Linked DNA regions of Homo sapiens: region 2 is linked to region 1. A link is an interaction called in ENCODE POLR2A ChIA-PET data of the cell type or tissue named here. Cell type or tissue: MCF 10A. All regions are shown on one strand. Each heading gives the region's core, and the rest is flanking DNA. Links, peaks and the distances in the headings are about the cores only.

Region 1 (10,019 bases), core at 2,369-6,368:
GAGACCTACTCAGTATTACTAGCAGGGTGAAATGTCACAATCAATATGATTTTCATACTCCTTTTCATTGACTTTCTCAACAGGTAGGATGAGGGCAGTTGCAAAGGGAAAGAATTCAGAGCCCTTCGTACTGTGACACTTTTGGAAGAATGCTTTCAGTCTTCTGACCCCCAAAATCACTCAGAAGTAAGTGTGTCCATTTTACAGATGAACGATTCACACTTGGGCTTTCAACCCTAGCAGTGGCAAAAGAATCCTATTGTCCCCTGGTATAGACACACGCATTTTGAAAAATAAGTTCAGGTGATCCCTGAGCCAGATGGGGATAGCAAATGCATGTTCCTTTTTTTTTTTTTTTTTCTTATTGAGTGGCAGTAACTTTTATTTGTATCTCTTCACGTTTCTGTTTTGTTTTGTTTTGTTTTTAGGGTAAAAAGATGCAATTACTCTGAATGATACCATTTCAGGGCCCATGGTAATGGGACTCTGTGTAATTTGTGAGTGGTCAGTGGAGCAGGACCAAGCATATACCACCCAGGCCTCTGCACTGTCACCTCGCTAGGAGTGTTTATGTCTCCCTACACACAGTACTCTGTTGGCTGCCAAGTATTTTCACTCTGCCATGCCACGTGTAATAAAGAATCCATTTCCAGGCAATTCTCCATTGCATATTCTTGATGAAAGGTGGCTGGCGGGCACCACACTACAAACTGGAAACCCTTTGTACGAACACATATCCTGCCCTGTTACTGCCACTTCATTGATTTAGGATTGGCATTTACTAGAGCTCTCCTTCAAGATCCCACAAACCGGGCACCATTTCCTTCCTCCACCATTGCCTTACCAGGGCTGGTCATTTCCAACTCTCATTTTCTTTCGAGTTGGCATGAGAAGCATACACAAAGCAGAAAGTGGTGCAGTCTGTTTTTCTGTTTTTATTGCCTTCTGCATATACAGAGGGGTCCCTGGTGTCCCTTTCCATATCTAAGTTCAACATTTTACTCAGTAACATGCAGTTACGGAATAAACAAGAAAATGAATCACAATAGCTTGGATAAAGAGCGAGCTCTGGAGCCAAGTAACCCACAGAGTGCCCACATTTATAGGCATCATAGATGTTGCTGCTGATTTTATTTAAAGCTGGGGAATGCTGGACTCAGGCTGCAACAGGGAAGGATCATGTGAAGGCAAATGCATGTTTTGCAACTTAAGCTGGTGCTATCTGTAAGTGTGGGGATGGCGAGCCTTGTGCAAAAATACACGCTTTCCAACCAGGTCCACCATCCCTAGCAACTGGTGACTTATTGGAGCCAACACTTAGGGATACTTGTAAGAATTTTATGGCAACCCCAGGTTATCAGCATTGCAGCAGACCTCTGGAACCCCTGAGTGCAAACCTGGGCTGATGGAGAAAGAGAAGGGAAGCCCAAAAGGAATCATTTCCTCCTCCTCCCAACTATGCCTGATGCCCCTCTGTATATGGGAGGTTCATAAACCCTTCTACCCTGCTTTATATTTTCAGGACACCAGCGTGCTTCCTTTCCTGATCAATGAAATGCCCCAGATAGCCATGCAATCTGCACTGTCACCATATGGCATCTGCCACATGAAAACACCAGTTCAGCATTGGTCCCTCCTCATTCTGTCATCTCATTGGCAGAAGTGTCATTAACTTTGTGGTGACAATTATTCGAGGACCAAGGAAACTGTGGAAATTTGTAAACTCTTGCATGGCTAAATTAAATGCTATTTTAACTAACAGTTAATAGTGTTTACTGCTGTGTAATAGTAATTTTCATTTTTTACTGTATCTAATGACATTCTGATGACTGGAATTCTCTGTAGGGATACCAAATCATTACATTAAGGATGAGTGATTTTAGTATGCAATGACTGATCAGTACAATAATATGTAGCCTAATGCTTAAGCTAGTAAATTAAATCATTTGCACCACAGTGTTTGTCAACTAGAATAGGGATTCCATTATGCTGTTAAATTATAATGTAGAGGCTGCTTAAAGTAAAATAACAAATGAGCATCTCAAATTGTGACACATTGGTGGAATATTTTCTTAAGAGGTATGGAAAAGAGAGAAACACTCCTAATCAACCCAAACAGCCCATCAACTTCTTGTGGTAGGTGACCATTGAACTGAGTTATAAAGGTAAACTTGTAGACACCTTAAAATGTTGGTATAAGAGAATTGCCTGCTAGAGGGAGAGAAGGGAAGTAGGACCTCAGGGAAGGTTTGGATAGTTAACCATAGAAGAATTGGTTTCATCTTGGCATGTGAGATCTAACGAAAAAGCACTGTTGAAAGGCAAAAGAAACGACTCCCTTCCAACTGGTGATTGGCCATGTTTGGGAGCATGTTCAAAATATAACAGCCACCTGGGCGAGACTCCTGTCTCCAGACTGCAGTGAGAGACTCTCCTCTCTGGCCTGAAAGCCATTAAGGCTTTCCTAACTCTCAGACAAACTAGACTGCATTTCACAAACAGGAAATCCTTTTTAAGTTGGCCTCGCCAAGAAGCTAAAGCAAGTTCCGTGTTTAAGATATGAGATCACTCAAACTTGAAAGGCTGCAATACTCTCAAAAAAAAAAGTCATCTAAGTTTTTAGACTTCCTTTTATCTCAATGATTCTCAATCATCAGATCATGTTTGAGAATCAATATTAAAGAAAGATTTGAAGAATAGAACTGGCAGAGTTTTCTCTTGGTTAAAAAGACTTGAAGAATAGAATAAAAGACAGGGGGAAGAGAAGGAATGTTATCCTGTTTTTCCTAAAATAGAGGCTGTGGGATGGGGTGCAAAGGGAAGTAAACTTTACTCAAAAAACCTCAGTGTCTTTTGTAGAGGAAACTTTAAAAACAAGGTCTATTCCATTCAATTCAATTTAAAATTTTTTAGCTAAGCACACATTGGAGCAACTTTAGGAGTCAGGCTGGTTGATAGGTGTTGGGTTTTTTGGTTTTGTTTTTGAGACAGGATCTCACTCTGTCACTCAGACTGGAGTTCAGTGGTGCAATCACAGCTCACTGTAGGCTCAACCTCCCTGACTCAAGCCATCCTCCTGCTTCAGCCTCCTGAGTAGCTGGGACCACAGGTGCACACCACCACACCTGGCTAATTTTTAAATCTTTTGTAGACATGAGGTCTCACTCTGTTACCCAGGCTGGTCTTGAACTCCTGGGTTCAAGTCATCGTCCCACCTAGACCTCCCAAAGTACCGGGATTACAGGCATAAGCCACCATGCCTGGCTGGTTCTGGACTTATAGGGATGAGTGCTGAATCATTATCCTCAAGAAGCCCACAACGCAGTAGATGACACAATATGGAAAACATGAATTACTACTCAGCTCCTTGCGTTCTAACACAAAGATACGCAGAACCCTAAGAGCTCCCAGAAAAGAGGCCGTAGCTCTTTAGACGGAGTGAGGAAGGCTTCCCACAGACTTCACCCTTTATGTCAGTTAGGAGTTGGTCAAATGAAGAAAAGGAGAAAGGTCTTTCCATCAAATAAAAATGCACAGAGGTTTAAGAAAATGTGAGGTATCAACCAAGATTCAAAAGAGTAGTAGGAAGAACCCTCGAAATCATGGAAACCTTGTACAGCACACAGTAAGTCAGAGTAAGTGACCGTGGATGGATTTGTATTCTGGAAATGTCATTCTGGTGGCAATGGAGAGATGGTTTAAAGAGAGGAGAAGGTACAAACTGAGATAGCAGTAAGAAAATTATGATAATAATTATAACAGATGATAAAGGCATGTGAACGATAGTGACTATAGAAAGGCCGCGGCCGGGCACAGTGGCTCAAGCCTGTAATCCCAGCACTCTGGGAGGCCGAGGCGGGCTGATCACGAGGTCAGGAGATCGACCATCCTGGCTAACACGGTGAAACCCCGTCTCTACTAAAAATACAAAAAATTAGCTGGGCGAGGTGGCGGGCGCCTGTAGTCCCAGCTACTCGGGAGGCTGAGGCAAGAGGATGGCGTAAACCAGGGGGGCGGAGCCTGCAGTGAGCAGAGATCACGCCACTGCACTCCAGCCTGGGTGACAGTGAGACCCTGACTCAAAAAAAAAAAAAAGAAAGAAAGAAAGAAAGAAAGGCCGAAACATACATATTTAGAAAGTAAGATGATAAGACTATTGACTGAGATATGGAATTGACATAGCATGCAATGAGTAAGTAATACTAGTCATGGCACAAGGATGCCATTCGTTGGTTGCATTTATTCAATACTAATCAGTACACTAAAATGGCCTCCCTTTGGTAAGCAAAAACACTATTTATACATTTCAGTTTCTTCCCAGGGTATCAAAAGAGAAAACTCTCATGTAATACTATTTGGTATTTTTACTATAAATCAGGCCACTTTACCCAAGATGTAATTCAGAGCAAACGGTATTATTGCAGATTACATTATTCATATTGATATTCAGTGGGTGTATTCTGTGCTAGGGTTTGTGACATTCCTGCCCTGGATGGGGCTGATTGGTTCAGGAGTGGGTTTATAGAGCTAACAAACTGCCTGGCACACAATCTCTACCAATAGGTCACTGGCCACACCTACCCTCCCTTTCAGGGAGCTTGAATCAAAGACACCAAGACAGAATTACCAAGTCCATGATGACAGGAGAGAAAAAAGCCAAGAGAAAATAGCTGAGTCGCCAAAGAAGAAAATCACCCAAGCAAAGAGGATCACATACCTGCTGGTGAGAGGGAAACAAACTCTGTGGTTTTGTTAGCTCTGACTCATGTCCTCAAAGATGGATGTGCAGGTTGGGCACTGCACAAGCACCTCTGGCTAAGGGGATAAATTGGAACAGAAATACAGCTCACCTTTCACCTACCAGGCCAAGCACATGTGTTCAGTGCAGTGACCACCCGGAGAAGGGCTGCCCTAGATTTCTAAGTGGCCCAGAGGCCCTATAGGGCCTAACAGTGGCCCAAGAGAAAACAGTTCAGCTTGCTGTGATGCCTGGTATGCAGAATTGACACTATCTCCTGTCTTGCTTTCAAATCCTTTCAGCAATGACAACTGCCATCAAACAAGAAAAGAAAACTTTTTTTTTCTTTTCTTTCTTTGAGATGGAGTCTCACTCTGTCACCCAGGTTGGGGTGCAATGGTGTGGTCTCGGCTCACTGCAACCTCTGCCTCCTAGGTTCAAGCAATTCTCACACCTCAGCCTCCTGAGTAGCTGGGATTACACTCCACCACACCTGGCTAATTTTTGTATTTTTAGTAGAGACGGGGTTTCACCATGTTGGCCAGGCTGGTCTTGAACTCCTGACCTCGTGATCCACCTGCCTCAGATTACAGGCGTGAGCTGCCGTGCCCAGCCTCACAACCCTTCTTAAAAAAAAAAAACAAAAACAAACGAAATCTAGGTGTGTTTTTGCCATACAATGTATAGTTCCTTAAAAATCTCATATAAATGCAAAATTGCCACATATAGAATAATGTCTTATTGGTACATTTAAATTTAGTTTGATTTTATTAGCTTAGGTTTAGTTTCCATTGGCACTGGCATTTCCAAAGACATAAACCCAATATTTTTCAAAACGGATCCAAAACATTTCCTCGAAATCTTTGAATCTACGAGTAAAATGTTACATCTCCTGAGATTTGTTTTGCTCTTTAAAGTAATTCATAATTATATTTTCTCAGCTAGAAACTGTTTCCCGCTAATGACATCACAGTGCTAATACTTACCTTCTAACTTTCACAGGCAAATGAGGCCTTAATTAGAATACTTCAAGTAAATAAATGTGTTTGAAGGGATTTCCTAGCATTGTACTTAAAAGGATCGTTAGGCTAGGCGAGGTGGCTCATGCCTATAATCCCAACTTTTTGGGAGGCCAAGGCAGGAGGATCATTTAAGGCCAGGAGTTTGAGACCAGTGTGATCAATATAGCAAGACCCCATCTCTACATACATTTTTTTAAGTTTAAATTTAAATTTAAACATTTAAAAAAATTTTAAATCTACATAAATTTTTAAAATTTTTAAAAAATTGTTGTGCACCTATAGTCCCAGCTACTCGGGAAGGATTCCTTTAGCCCAGGATTCTGTGGCTGCAGAGAGCTATGATCGTGTCACGGCACTCCAGCCTGGGTGTCAGAATAAGAGATCCCCCACTCCCCACCTCCTGCCCCTCAAAAATAAATAAATAAAAAGTTTTTTTAAAATAAAAGGACCAACACTCTCACCATTTAGCTGAAATAAAAACCCTTTGCCACATGGCACCCTGGCACAATGTGTTTAATGTGATCAGATTTGATGTTAGAAAGGAAGTTATTGACATTCTCATAAGAATTTTTAAAACTCGGGCAGTGCTCAGTGGCTCACTGAGCCCCAGCACTTTGGGAGGCAGAGGCGGGTGGATCACCTGAGGTCCGGAGTTCGAAACCAGCCTGGCCAACATGGTGAAACCCCATCTCTACTAAAAATACAAAATTAGCCAGGTGTGGTGGTGCACGCTTGTAATCCCAACTACTTGGGAGGCTGAGGCAAGACAATCACTCAGACCTGGGAGGCCGAGGTTGCAGTGAGCTGAGATCGCAGCATTGCACTCCAGACTGGGCAACGAGCGAAACGCCGTCTCAAAAAACAAAAAAAGAATTTTTTAAACTCAAACTAAGATATTTTTTAAATTTGGGGTATTTTCTGGGATATCTGATTACCTAAAACAAACTATTAAAATATGCAGTTTTTAAGAACTGAATTTAACAAGCTCTCTAGGAACCAGGAACTATGCATTTCACAGAGGCACTCTCTTGGTGCTTAGTATGCAAAGAGAAGATGAGAAGATGAGAGCATTTTCTTTGCCCACTAATTTCGCTAATTTGTGTTATTGGGTGATCATATATCCTTACTTAAGGGATTAGCCACTGTTGTACCATTTTATTTCAGTGTTCCAAGAATTCCTTTGGAGATTAAAAACAAATCCTTGGAATGAGAATCCAATTTTTTTCGTCCAAAATTACTTCTTGGGACACCAGTGCAAAATATCAGAAATGAGCTAATCCCTTAAGAAAGGGATATTTGATAACTCAATAGCACAAATTAATTGTGAGAATGCTCAGGGAATCCAAATGCATTATAATTAATTTAATTCTTAAGAAATACATTGAATAATGTACGTAGCTAATCCCCATAAATGTAACCTAGTGGAGGGAAGGTGGGAGTTGGCGTTCTTGCCCTTCTCTGATCTTATAAGCCAATAATCAGCCTGCAGTTTCAGGAAGCAGCTCTAGAGTCGGCACATTCATATGTAAAAGATTATATAGGCATGTAAACTCTACCACAAAAAGATAAATATCATTTCCAGCAGACAAATATATGAAAACAGGTATAAACTGATGGCTCGTACTACCCAGTGGAATAAACTCTTCTGCAATAGAATGAATATGTTCTTCTATAAAGGAAAAGAGTCACATCATAGGGAAAAGAGCTTATTTGGTGAGCACATTTAAAGCTGAATGCGTATATTGTCTCTCGTGGACTTAATGACTCATTTTATTTTTTCCCCCAGAGGTCCAGAGTTACAAAAGCATTATATTTTAAGTTGTGAATTCCTCATTACAGAAATGTTTTATGTACTGCTGCATTCAGATTAAGCTTCTCTGGTGATATCAAAAAAAAATTAGTTATCATGTCTAATTTATGACCCACTTGGCATGCTTCAGTGAGACATTTAGCAAATCAGATTGGTGGGTTGTCAACTATCTTAAGTAATATCATAGCTACTTACGCCATGTAGCTTTTTTTCAAAAAAAGACTGTCAACATTTTCAAGGCCTTTTCATTAAACCATTAGCAGCCCAAAGCTAAGTGGTACGCAGTCTAGAAGGAAAAGGGCTGTAGGTGAAATGCTGCTCCTCTACTGAAATTAAATGCAGACAAACAAAACTCAGAAAACCCATTATGCATCTGGGCAACAGCTGAGTACGCCAGGTGAGTAGATTCACAGGCCGTGGCCAATTTGTATGGCTTTTCCACCTAACAATAAATTCTAAAGGAACACGAAGCACCGCTCCATACCGTGCAATCTTCATGCCAGCTCTGTCTTGTTTTCTTCGGGATGCCAGGTGAGAAAAGTCACCATGGATTCTGGGTGGGAAAAGTGAAGGCTTGCTTTCCATCTCACTCCCACCTCCATCTGTGTGACCTCATGTGATTAAGCTAAGGCCATTGTCCCTCCATTTGTCCTCCAATGAACAGCCATTGTTCCTTTAGTACAAATGTCCTGAATGCCTACCCTGTGTGTAGTTACACAAATGCATAACCCACAGTCCTGTTCCAGTTGCACAGGAAGTGGCCATCAGATTGAGGGAGTAACAGTAAATCACGAGAGGTTAAAAAACAATACAGAATAAAATAACCACAAAAGGCAACTACAAATGGCGACCAAAAGCAAGCAGATGACTAAGTGACTGATGAGTGGTTCAGACAAGAAGCTTTTATGGAGGAGGTGACTTGGAGGTGGGCAGGATTGAAGCCCACAGAAAGGAGAAAGAGCTGTTATCACACTCCCATGTTTGTGTGACCACATACTACTCATGTGCAAAAAAAAAAAAAAAAAGCACTGGACTAAGCTCGTTAGTGCTTTCTCCTATCTTTTATACATGTTGCCTCTTTTGTTTTCCCAAAAGGAAGGGAAAAGATAAAAATGGTATGGCCAGAGCCTGGGCAGTAAGGGAACAAAGAGGGCTAGTCCAGGACATCAGCTGTGGAAAAAGATCAGCCTGAGGCCTGTTCCTACCAGCAGCACCATGAGAACTCGGGCAGGGCTTCCTCAGAGCATTGCTCCCCACAGGAAGGGTGGTAGACCAGCAAGCTGGCTCACCACACTACTAGACAGAAGGCAGACAGAGAACCATTGAGTCAGGGAACGGTCCTTGTGAGGCATCAGATCATTCTTCAGTCCCCTTGCCTCGGCCACATCTTTTAGACTAATTCATTGTTAATTTTCCTTCAACAAATAAGAACTGCCTCCTATGTGACAGGCACGGGGCTTTCCTATTCTTTCTTTTTTTTTTTTTTTGAGACAGAGTCTTGCTCTGTCGCCCAGGCTGGAGTGCAGTGGCGCTATCTTGGCTCACTGCAACCTCCGCCTCCCAGATTCAATCGATTCTCCTGCCTCAGCCTCCTGAGTAGCTGGGACTACAGGTGCGCACCACTATGCCCACCTAATTTTTGTATTTTTGGTAGAGACAGGGTTTCTCTATGTTGGTCAGGATGGTCTCGATCTCTTGACCTCATGATCTGCACTCCTTGGCCTCCCAAAGTGCTGGGATTACAGGCATGAGCCACCATGCCCGCCCTTCCTATTCTTTCTTAGTCTTAATAAAAGAGATTGTGGCTCACAGTAGAACAGGAATTAAGACAGCAGATATAGTCCAGCCACCATGGCTCACACCTATAATCCTAGCACTTTGGGAGGCCAAGGAGGAAGCATCACTTGAGCCCAGGAGTTTGAGACCCGCCCGCACAATATAGCAAAAACCCGTCTCTATGAAAAAGAATTTTAATAAAAAATTAGTTGGGTGTGGCAGTGCATGCCTGTAGTCCCAGCTACCTGGGAGGCTGAGGCAGGAGGATCCCTTGAGACCAAGAGTTCAAGGCTGCAGTGAGCTATGATTGTGCCACTGCACTCCAGCCTGGACGACAGAGAACCTTCCCTGCCACCCGCCAAAAAAAAGACAGCAGATAAAGTAAGTGCAGAGACAAAAGGAGAGTCCTGCCATGCCTCTGTCTTTTTTTAGGTGCCTATTAATTTTGTTCATATATACCTTCCTTGTTTATCAAATGGTGAAAGCAATTCATGCTTTGTAATCTAGTATTTGATTGTGAACCCAAATGAAGTATTTTGGGGTTTTTGGATTTTGGAGGGTCTTGTTTTTAATTTGTAGGTTTTACCTTATTTTTAACTGACACATAATAATTGTACATATTTTTGGGGTACAGTGGGACGTTTCGATGCATGTATACAATGTATAATGACCA
Region 2 (10,019 bases), core at 2,382-6,381, 160 kb before region 1:
GTGGAGAAATAGGAACACTTTTACACTGTTGGTGGGAGTGTAAACTAGTTCATCCATTGTGGAAGACAATGCAACGATTCCTCAGGGATCTAGAACTAGAAATACCATTTGACCCAGCCATCCCATTACTGGGTATATACCCAAAGGACTATAAATCATGCTGCTATAAAGACACATGCACATGTATGTTTATTGCAGCACTATTCACAATAGCAAAGACTTGGAACCAACCTAAATGTCCAATAATGATAGACTGGATTAAGAAAATGTGGCACATATACACCATGGAATATATGCAGCCATAAAAAATGATGAGTTCATGTCCTTTGTAGGGACATGGATGAAACTGGAAACCATCATTCTCAGCAAACTATCGCAAGGACAAAAAACCAAACACTGCATGTTCTCACTCGTAGGTGGGAATTTAACAATGAGAACACATGGACACAGGAAGGGGAACATCACACACCAGGTACTATTGTGGGGTGGGGGGCGGCGGGAGGGATAGCATTAGGAGATATACCTAATGCTAAATGACGAGTTAATAGGTGCAGCACACCAACATGGCACATGTATACATATGTAACAAACCTGCACATTGTGCACATGTACCCTAAAACTTAAAGTATAATAATAATAAAATTTTTAAAAAAAGAAAGCACTTCCAAACTCACTCTGAGACCAGCATTACCAATTCCAAAACTGAAAAAGCTATCAGAAAACGAGAAAACTAAAGGCCAATATCTCCTTTGAATATGGACACAAAATCTCCAGCAAAACACTGGCAAACCGAATACAGCAACATATAAAAAGAATCATACACCATAATCAATTAAGTGGAATTTGTCCTAAGGATGCAAGGTTGTTTAACATCTGAAAATCAATTAATATAACATACCCTATCAATGGAAAAAAATTATATGATCGTCTCAGTAAATACACAAAAAGCATTAGACAAAATCTAATGGCCTTTTATGATTAAAAACACTTCACAAACTGTAAAGAGAAGAAAACTTCTTGAACTTGGTAAAAGGCATCTATGAAAAACTTGGAGTTAACATTATACTTAATGGTGAAAGACTGGATGCTTTCCCCTAAAGATAAGGAAAAAGACAAGGATGTCAAGTCTCACCTCTTCTATTCAACATTATACTAGCAGTCAAGCCAGGGCAATTATGCAGGAAAAATAAATAAAAAGCATTCAGATTGGAAATGAAGAAGTGAAATTATCTCTATTCACAGATGACATACTTATATATAGAAAATTCTACAGAATCATATTGAAATTATTAAAACTAATAAATCAATTTGGCAAGGTTGCAGGATACAACATCAACATACAAAAATAAATTGTATTTCAATATGATTGCAATGAACAATCCATAAATGAAACTGAGAAAACAACTCTTGTTAGACATGGTGGCTCACGCCTGTAATCCCAGCACTTTGGAAGGCGGAGGCAGGCCGATCACCTGAAGTCAGGAGTTTGAGACCAGCCTGGCCAACATAGTGAAACCCCGTCTCTACTAAAAACACAAAAACTAGCCGGGGATGGTGGCAGACACCTGTACTCCCAGCTACTGGGGAGGCTGAGGCAGGAGAATTGCTTGAACCCAGGAGGCAGAGGTTGCAGTAAGCTGAGATTACACCACTGCACTCCAGCCTGGGTGACAGAGTGAGACACCATCTCGGGAAAAAAAAAAGAAAGAAAACATTTCTTGTTTTAAGAACATCGAAAATATATATATTTAAGAATAAATTTAACAAAATATATGCAAAACTTATGCTTTGAAAGGCCAGGGTTGGCTGTGCGCAGTGGCTCACGCCTGTAATCCCACTTTTTGGGAGGCCAAGGCAGGCAGATGACGAGGTCAGGAGATCGAGACCATCCTGGATAACACGGTGAAACAACATCTCTACTAAAAATACAAAAAATTAGCCAGGCTTGGTGGCGGGCGCCTGTAGTCCCAGCTACTCGGGAGGCTGAGGAAGGAGAATGGCATGAACCCAGGAGGTAGAGCTTGCGGTGAGATGAGATCGCGCCCCTGCACTCCAGCCTGGGCGACAGAGCGAGACTCAGTCTCAAAAAAAAAAAAAAAAGAAAGGCCAGGGTTGTTATGGATAGTACAACTGCCCCAAGCTTCCTTTTTGCAGGCCAGGACAAGTCTGTGCAATCACTAATACATCCTGCTGCATCTGGATGAATGCCTTGGACTGAGGAGAAAAGCCACTGTGGAAACTAAAGGAGAATACTACCTGGCTATAAGATAGATCTGGATGATTCATTGAACTTGTTCAGCTTATGGAATCCGGAACCCTTTAAGTCACGGTGAGGTTAATACTGCAGGATGGCCTCATCCTGCTGCTTGAAGTCCTGTTGATAATAATTTTAATTAAATACTATATGAGGTAAATTGAATGGATTTGGCCCCAGCCTCTATTGGTCAGATTGACCAGAGCAGCAGATGGAGTGGCATACTCATGCCTAAATTTGCCAGAAGCAGGGGTGTAGAAACAAGGGAGATTGTTTCTACAAGTGGAGATTTTAAAAACATCTTCCACAGGTCTCTCATGTTCCTGCACCTGACTGTCTTTGTTCCGGGATGTATAGCAAACAGTTTTGGAAGATAGTGTCTCCTTTTGGAGTCTGGGGCTTATGGTCCAGTATAATAAGGATAATTTCTCCCTCCAAGATAAAGAGCAGGCATATTCACTGCTTGTTATAGAAGATCCAGGTTTCCTAAATTCAGGGTTCTTCTACAATGCAACTCTCTTCACGTGCAGGGTCACCTGGCCCTCTTCATGTTGCACTGTGAGAGTTATGGTTCAGGGAACCAAGGCAAATTCTGGCTACTGTCATTGCTGTGACTAATAAAATCCTTTGTTTCTGACCCAAGAATCTCATGTCTTCTACCAACATCTATGAAACTGTGGTAGGCTCGCCTGTTTACAGTTAACACTTTGCTTACAGGCCCTTTACAGTTCTTGACTGTGCCTATGACTTACTCATCTTTGTATACTTCATTCCATCTGTACTAAATGAGTATATAAATGAATTTTTATTTGAGCCATGTAAAAACACCCCAAAACATACAGCCGGTCCACAGATCAACTTCATGCCTCTTATGAGATATACAGTATCAGGGTATAAAATACATGACCGAGTATAATTCATAGATGAACAAAAGACCGTTTCCAAGCTATTTATACAAATAAGTCCACAACATAGCAGTTCTATTCATTTCAGCTATCATGAAAATTTCCCCAATCCCCACAGCCAAATTGATTGTGGCTTGATCTGTATAAATCTCTTATACTGCTAAAAATTAATCCATTAATGTCCAGCACAGTTCATCTTCTGCACATCAAAAATTCTCATTCTCATTTTTCCTCTCCCTCTCTCTCTCTGACACACACACACACACACACACACACACACACACACACACACCCCTTAGCAATGAAAAGTTTTTCTTTATATTCTTAAGATTCTCAGCACACTAAGAAAAAACAGCAATAAAGATGTCTGGGTCCTGAGTTAAAAATTCAGCAGAATACCTCCAACAACAACTAAATTGAATATATATACACAAAACAAGTCACATTAAGAGTAAAAACAAGATCTCTTTATCCCATATAAATATCTGCCTCCACACTATTCACAATAGTGAAGACTTGGAACCAACCCGAACGTCCATCAATGATAGACTGGATTAAGAAAATGTGGCACATATACACCATGGAATTCTATGCAGCCATAAAAAAGGATGAGTTCATGTCCTTTGTAGGGACATGGATGAAGCTGGAAACCATTATTCTGAGCAAACTATCACAAGGACACTACATGTTCTCACTCATAGGTGGGAACTGAACAATGAGAACACTTGGACACAGGGTGGGGAACATCACACACTGGGGCATGTCATGGGGTGGGGTGCTGGGGGGGGTGCGGATAGCATTAGGATATATACCTAATGTAAATGACGAGTTAACGGGTGCAGCACACCAACATGGCACATGTATGCATATGTAACAAACCTGCACGTTGTGCACATGTACCCTAGAAATTAAAGTATAATAAAAAATAAATAAATAAATAAATAAGTATCTGCCTCCTAAGATAAAATGCTCCTTGACTTCAACACCTTATAGAGGAATGAGAAAGGGAACATGTTCTCTATTTTTAAGAAGACTTTTTAAAGCTTTCATTTAATTAGCCAGGCGTGGTGGCAGGTGCCTGTAGTCCCAGCTACTCGGGAAGCTGAGGCAGGAGAATCGCTTGAACCCGGGAAGCAGAGGTTGCAGTCAGCCGAGACTGCACCACTGCACTCCAGCCTGGGCAACAGAGCAAGACTCTGTCTAAAAAAAAAAAAAAAGCTTTCATTTAAAAAGCAATTATCAGTGGACCAAAATAGATTTATAAAGATGATTCATCTCAGTTAAGCTTCAGTCAGATAAGCATCCTCAAGTCCCAGACCTGTGTGCTATGATTCAGTGTGAAATGGCTTGAGATAGACAGGGCTGGGCTGAGGCTACAGTCAATAGGGAGCCATCTCATGGAGACTCGGGCAGGAAGCCATGACTGTGGTTAATTCAATGGTGGGTTCCTTTTACATGTAAGCGAAACCTGAGAGTTCTTCTTCCTTCCTTTTAAAATTTGTCATTGAGAAGTTCCATTTTTAATTATTCTTTCACATTTAGCACCTTTGCAGATTTAGGATCTGCAAAAGTACATTAGGCTCAGCAGCATTTGGGGTGCCATGCAACTAGCTCTTATGCTACATTCCAGTTTTTCAGAATGAAGTAAAATAGAACCAAGATCCTCCCTCTGCCTTGCTCACTGATAACCCTCCTGGGCTTGGGGTGAGAGAAGAGACGTCGCCACAGTCAAATCACATCGCTCTCAGGGAAGCAGCCAGCGTTCTTTCAGACATTCATGAATGGCCCTTTTCTCCCTTTCCCTTTCCTTTTGTGCCCAGACTTTCTGTGTCAAGAACCTGAGAGCTGTTCAGAAGGGAAGAAAGGACATAGAGGTGCTCTCGCATTTCTTCCCAGAGGTGCTGAAATTAACCCCTTATCTGTCCTGGGCAAGCATCCTGAGGTTTCCTTAATTAACATTTGTCAGACTCTTTCAAAGGAAAGGTACCAGGTGATGATTACAGTAGCTTGTCTCACCCTCTTTGGCTGGTAAATTAGCTTAGAACTTTCTCATGAAACTTGGGGTATCAAGCAACTCTCCTTAAAAGGAACTAATCCCCTTTCCAATGATTTCCAATTCTAGGGTCTATAGGAAGCAGATACAATGAAAATTTGAGGCAAAAATGTACTCACTATTCAAACTTGATTATAGTGACATCGTTTTCATACTTCAAAATCAAATTCCCAAATTCTGCCCTGCAAATCCTTCCCACTTTTTCACTGTTACTTTGTTTCTATTTGGACTATTCCCATTTCCATGAGGAATACTGGCTCAGAAATAAAACATACACTATAATTTGGCTTTTGGGTTCCAGCTTTAAGACATGTATGAGCATCGTGTTGTTACTGTTAACTTACAATTGAGGATGCTTCTCTCACACTTGTTGATTTTACTAACGTGTGTGAGGGTGCCTGTGAAATCAGCATTCCAGCACCAACCATTTGTTACCAGAAAACTAATAATCAAATCAAGTAAGTGAATCACTGAGCCCCAGAGCCTGCCTCATTCTTTTGCAATAAGGATCGCACCTCATTTCCTTCTGGAACTTGATTACAACAAACAAAGATTCAAAAAGGGCTGAGGCCTAAAGATCACCCTAAACAACTTGGAGAGCTCAACATTGTGAAGCTCAGCTACCAATATGTTGCTGTTAACTCAAAGAATGGAAAAGGAGATGGAAGTTTTAAGGTTCCCCAGACTTGCAGAAATCTGTACAAACCAGCCTAAAGAACTAAGAAAAGAAAAAGCTTTTTTAGTCCTCTGACGTCTACTTGGAAGTTTTCACATACTGTAGTTAAGACCAAAGAACAAGTCTTGGGCCCGTCTAACCCTGACCAAAATTGATTTTCTGTCCAGTAACTGCCCGAGTTCTAGGTTAGTTCATGCCCTATCTGACAAAGCGCCTTCGCTAAATACGCTACAGTAGCCCACAGGGATCTTTTTTAAGGTTTCCCCAAGAGTGACTTTTTATTCCCCTCCTATCTTCCCTAGAATTTTCTTTTGTTTGAAACCGCAACCTCAGTTTTTTAAAATTCCATGAATGAAAAACCATGAATATTTTAGAAAACATTCAGGTTATAGAAGTGGCCACATTTGTTGATTTCTTAAATAAAGCTGAAGTTCTCTGTCCGTTGCTATATGGTAAGCCCTAGGGCTCAATTCAGATAAGTGTACTGTGTTTCACTGCCAAAAAAAACATCCGTTTTCTTCTACAGTCACCATAAACCAACAACCCTAGAAAAACCTGCTTTGTTGTCCTGAAGGAGCTGTTATTGTTCAGAATATTTTACATGTAAGTGAAACCTGAGAGTTCTTCTTCCTTCCTTTTATAATTTGTCATTGGGAACTTCCATTTTTATTTATTCTTTCACATTTAGCACCTGAATACTTATGGGATCTGCAAAAGTACATATTGAAATATGCAAATGGTATATAGCATGTGAGTGTCAGATTCACGGAAATTAAATCAAATACAGGGGAGAGAAAAGAAACAGAGTGCATTAAAGCTAACTTTATGGTCCCAAGCTGTAGACAAATTGTGGTCTGTGGTAGTTAAACAACAGCTGTTCGAATTTAAAATAAAATTATGATAAGGATCCCCAGAAGATAACACTTCTTGAGGTAACAGCATTTACCTCAATGCATCTGTTAGCAAATAGCACTGACGAGCGTTGATGTGAAGGTTTATTCCCATTTCTTTTCCTATGGTCGTTCTGTCATTCCCATTTCTGGTAGATAGTTACTCTTACTGAGTGAAATTTATGTTTCGTTTCCCAGCATAACCTTTTCTTCCATGTCTGCTCAGGTGAATTTCTGCTCCAGCTGGCTGGGGACCATCATGACAAGGGAATGTGATCAAGAAGACAAACACATAGATATCATGAAGAAAAGAAAACGGAAGGTGGGTACTCCTTTAGTTGGGGTTCATTTATTCAAACTAAGTCTTCCTTAAACTCTTAGTGAATAGCAATTCTTTAAGAGCTTCACACCCAATAAAATTTAAACTTTTATGTAGTATTTTCTTCATTTATTGTGCAAGAGCTTTACTGCAGACACGTAGGAAACCACCCAGCTGGAATTTGTAAGAGCAGTGACTGCTGTTTCCCTCAATACCTCAAATCTGTGTGTGCTCATTTCAAGCCTATCTGCTTATTTTCTCTCTCTCTCCTGACTCACTCCATCTCTTGCTCTCTCTAGATCCTGATCTCTGTCCCCTCTCATCACTGTCATCACCATCACATCCACCAAAATGCACATTGGTAGCAAATAGACTATATTCCTAAAAATAAATCTCTCAACCTATATGTTTTTGGTAAATAAAACAATTTATCCAAGCCAAGAGAATGCATACATTTGTTAAACAATTTATACTTTATCTGAAACATGATATTTGTTCATATACTTAAGGATGTTTAAGGAAATAATTTGGAACTGAAAACTTTCCCACAAAGCTGTGTGTATATAGAGAGATAAAATCTACATGTAGAAGCAGCCTCTTTGCATGCCCCAGTGCCAAGAAAAATCGTAATGGAGGGTTTTCAGATACAAATTAAATTTTGAAGCACTTTGCATTTTTTTTATTTTTATTTTTTTGAGACCCAGGCTGGAGTGCAGTGGCACAATCTCGGCTCACTGCAACCTCCGCCTCCTGGGTTCAAGTGATTCTCCTGCCTCAGCCTCCCGAGTAGCTGTGATTACAGGTAGCTGCCACCATGCCTGGCTAATTTTTGTATCTTTAGTAGAGATGGGGTTTTGTCATGTTGGCCAGGCTGGTCTCAAGGTCTGACCTCAGGTGATCCGCCCACCTTGGCCTCCCAAAGTGCTGGGATTATAGGCATGAGCCACCACGCCCAGCCTACATTTTTAAAAATGAGCCAAAAACAGGAGTTAATAAGGAATTATTGTTATTAAGATATGTTAACTTTTAAAATAAAACTGACATTGTAAAATTTGTCAGTGAACTGGAATATTATAGTTTGGGTTGTTTATGATTTTAACATTTTCAATAATATAAAAATTATTTGTTAATAATTTTATAACTTGCTTGCTTTTTCAGATACCAATATACTTTATTCTGAGCCAAGGCAAAGTCCATCTGACAACAGCAGATTGGACAATAACTGAAAATGTAGTCTGTAAGGAAGCTTAATAATAAGATATACATCTCTTTATATTTCACTAAATGGCTAAAGAATGCGGAAAACTTATGTTTATACAAAAACCAGCAGACTGACATTTATAGCAGCTTTATCCATAACTGTCAACATTTGGAAGCAACCAAGATGTCCTTTAGCAGGTGAATTGATAAATAAAACTGTGGCACATCCAGACAAGGGAATATTATTCAGCACTAAAAATAAAGGAGCTATCAAGCCAGGAAAAAACAAGGAGGAAACTCACATGCATATTGCTAAGTAAAAGAAGCCAGCCTGGAAAAGCTGCATACTGTATGATTCCAACTCTGTGACATTCTGGAAAAGTAAAACCCTGGAGGCAGTAAAGAGATCAGTGGTTGCCAGAAGTTAGGAGGAAAGGAGGGATGAATAGGCAGGGCACAGAGGATTTTTAGGGCAGTGAAACTACTCTGTGTGGTCCTGTAATGGTGGTTTAATGTCATTATGCATTTGGCCACACCCATAGAATGTACACCACCAAGAGTGAACTCTAATGTAAACTGTGGACTTTGGGTGATAATGATGTGTCAGTGTGGGTTCAATTGTAACAAATGTGCCACTCTGGTGGGGGATGGTGATAATGCGGAGCTGTGCACGTGGGGTGGGCAGGGGCATGCGGGAAATCTCTGTCCCTTCCTCTCAATTTTGCAGTAAACTTTAAAGCTCTTAAAAAGTAAGTATTTTTTAAACAAGAAAGAAACAAGGTGAACTAAATGTACAGCTAGATCTAACATAAGGAAATAAGAATTGCTATTAATTTACATATATTAACTAATTAATTGTGAACCTTTTTAAAATACCATTGTGAACTGTAATGTATTTTATATTCAAATGAATCCTCAGCCTTCTTCATTGTAAATATTAGCTGAACAAATGAGTAAATAAAAATCGACTTCATAGAAAATCAAGTGAGTCCGGTCATAGCCAGATAACAGTGTTTAACCCACAAAAGATATGCAATTGTTCTTTAAAACAGTAAGAGGATTAATACAAAATTATTAAAGTTTATATTAAAGACATAAATGTAATCTTTACAAATAATTTTCTTATGGATAAATTATGCTTACTGTAGTTATTAGCCGGAACTTGCAATAATCTCCATATTAAGACAACCAAGACAACAATTAGTTTGTTTTAAGGCACCTGCCAACTTATATACTAGAAAATAAAAGTTTTCCAAGTGAAAAAACAGCTTTGCTCAGAATTTAAAACACTCTACTGGATAGCCTGCTTAACAGCACTAGGAAAACAAAAATTCTATGCATCAAAAGATGAATGAAAAGAGAAACAATAAACCAGGATGAAGATACATACAAACCCAATGGCTTCATATCTAGAATACATAAAGAACTCCCACAAATCAATAAGAAAAAGAGAAGCAGCCCAATAGAAAAATGGCAAAGTATGTGAACACAGAATCTATGAAAGAGAAAATTCAAATACTCCAAAACATTTTTAAATATGTTCAACCTCTGGCTGGGCACAGTGGCTCACGCCTATAATCCCAGCAATTTGGGAGGCTAAGGCAAGTGGCTCTCTTGAGGCCAGCCTGGACAACATGGCAAAACCCTGTCTCTGCTAAAAACACAAAAATTAGCTGGGTGTGGTGGCACATGCCTGTAATCCCAGCTACTCAGGAGGCTGAG

What was found. Peaks named below come from ENCODE experiments on the same cell type or tissue, not always from the same donor. Only the 100,000 strongest peaks of a DNase experiment are listed, where the experiment ranks them.
Region 2: POLR2A ChIA-PET joins it to region 1 with 5 read pairs; 2 of 35 experiments call an interaction of 5 or more read pairs at or near these places.

What each region holds. Positions count from the first base shown.
Region 1 is chr6:10,295,527-10,305,545 of GRCh38, forward strand. No RefSeq gene overlaps it. Among named protein-coding and RNA genes, the nearest start is that of TFAP2A-AS2, 100 kb to the right of the region's middle. In MCF 10A, for the core only: no CTCF peak of the experiment used is centred there; a DNase peak (open chromatin) is centred at 4,755.
Region 2 is chr6:10,134,617-10,144,635 of GRCh38, forward strand. LOC124900218 (a long non-coding RNA gene) reads right to left here and starts at 6,068. Exons shown (of 5, transcript XR_007059909.1): 1 at 5,332-6,068. LOC105374918 (a long non-coding RNA gene) reads left to right here and starts at 6,170. Exons shown (of 3, transcript XR_926456.3): 1 at 6,170-6,491; 2 at 7,005-7,100; 3 at 8,256-10,019. It also overlaps the pseudogene OFCC1. In MCF 10A, for the core only: no CTCF peak of the experiment used is centred there; no DNase peak of the experiment used is centred there.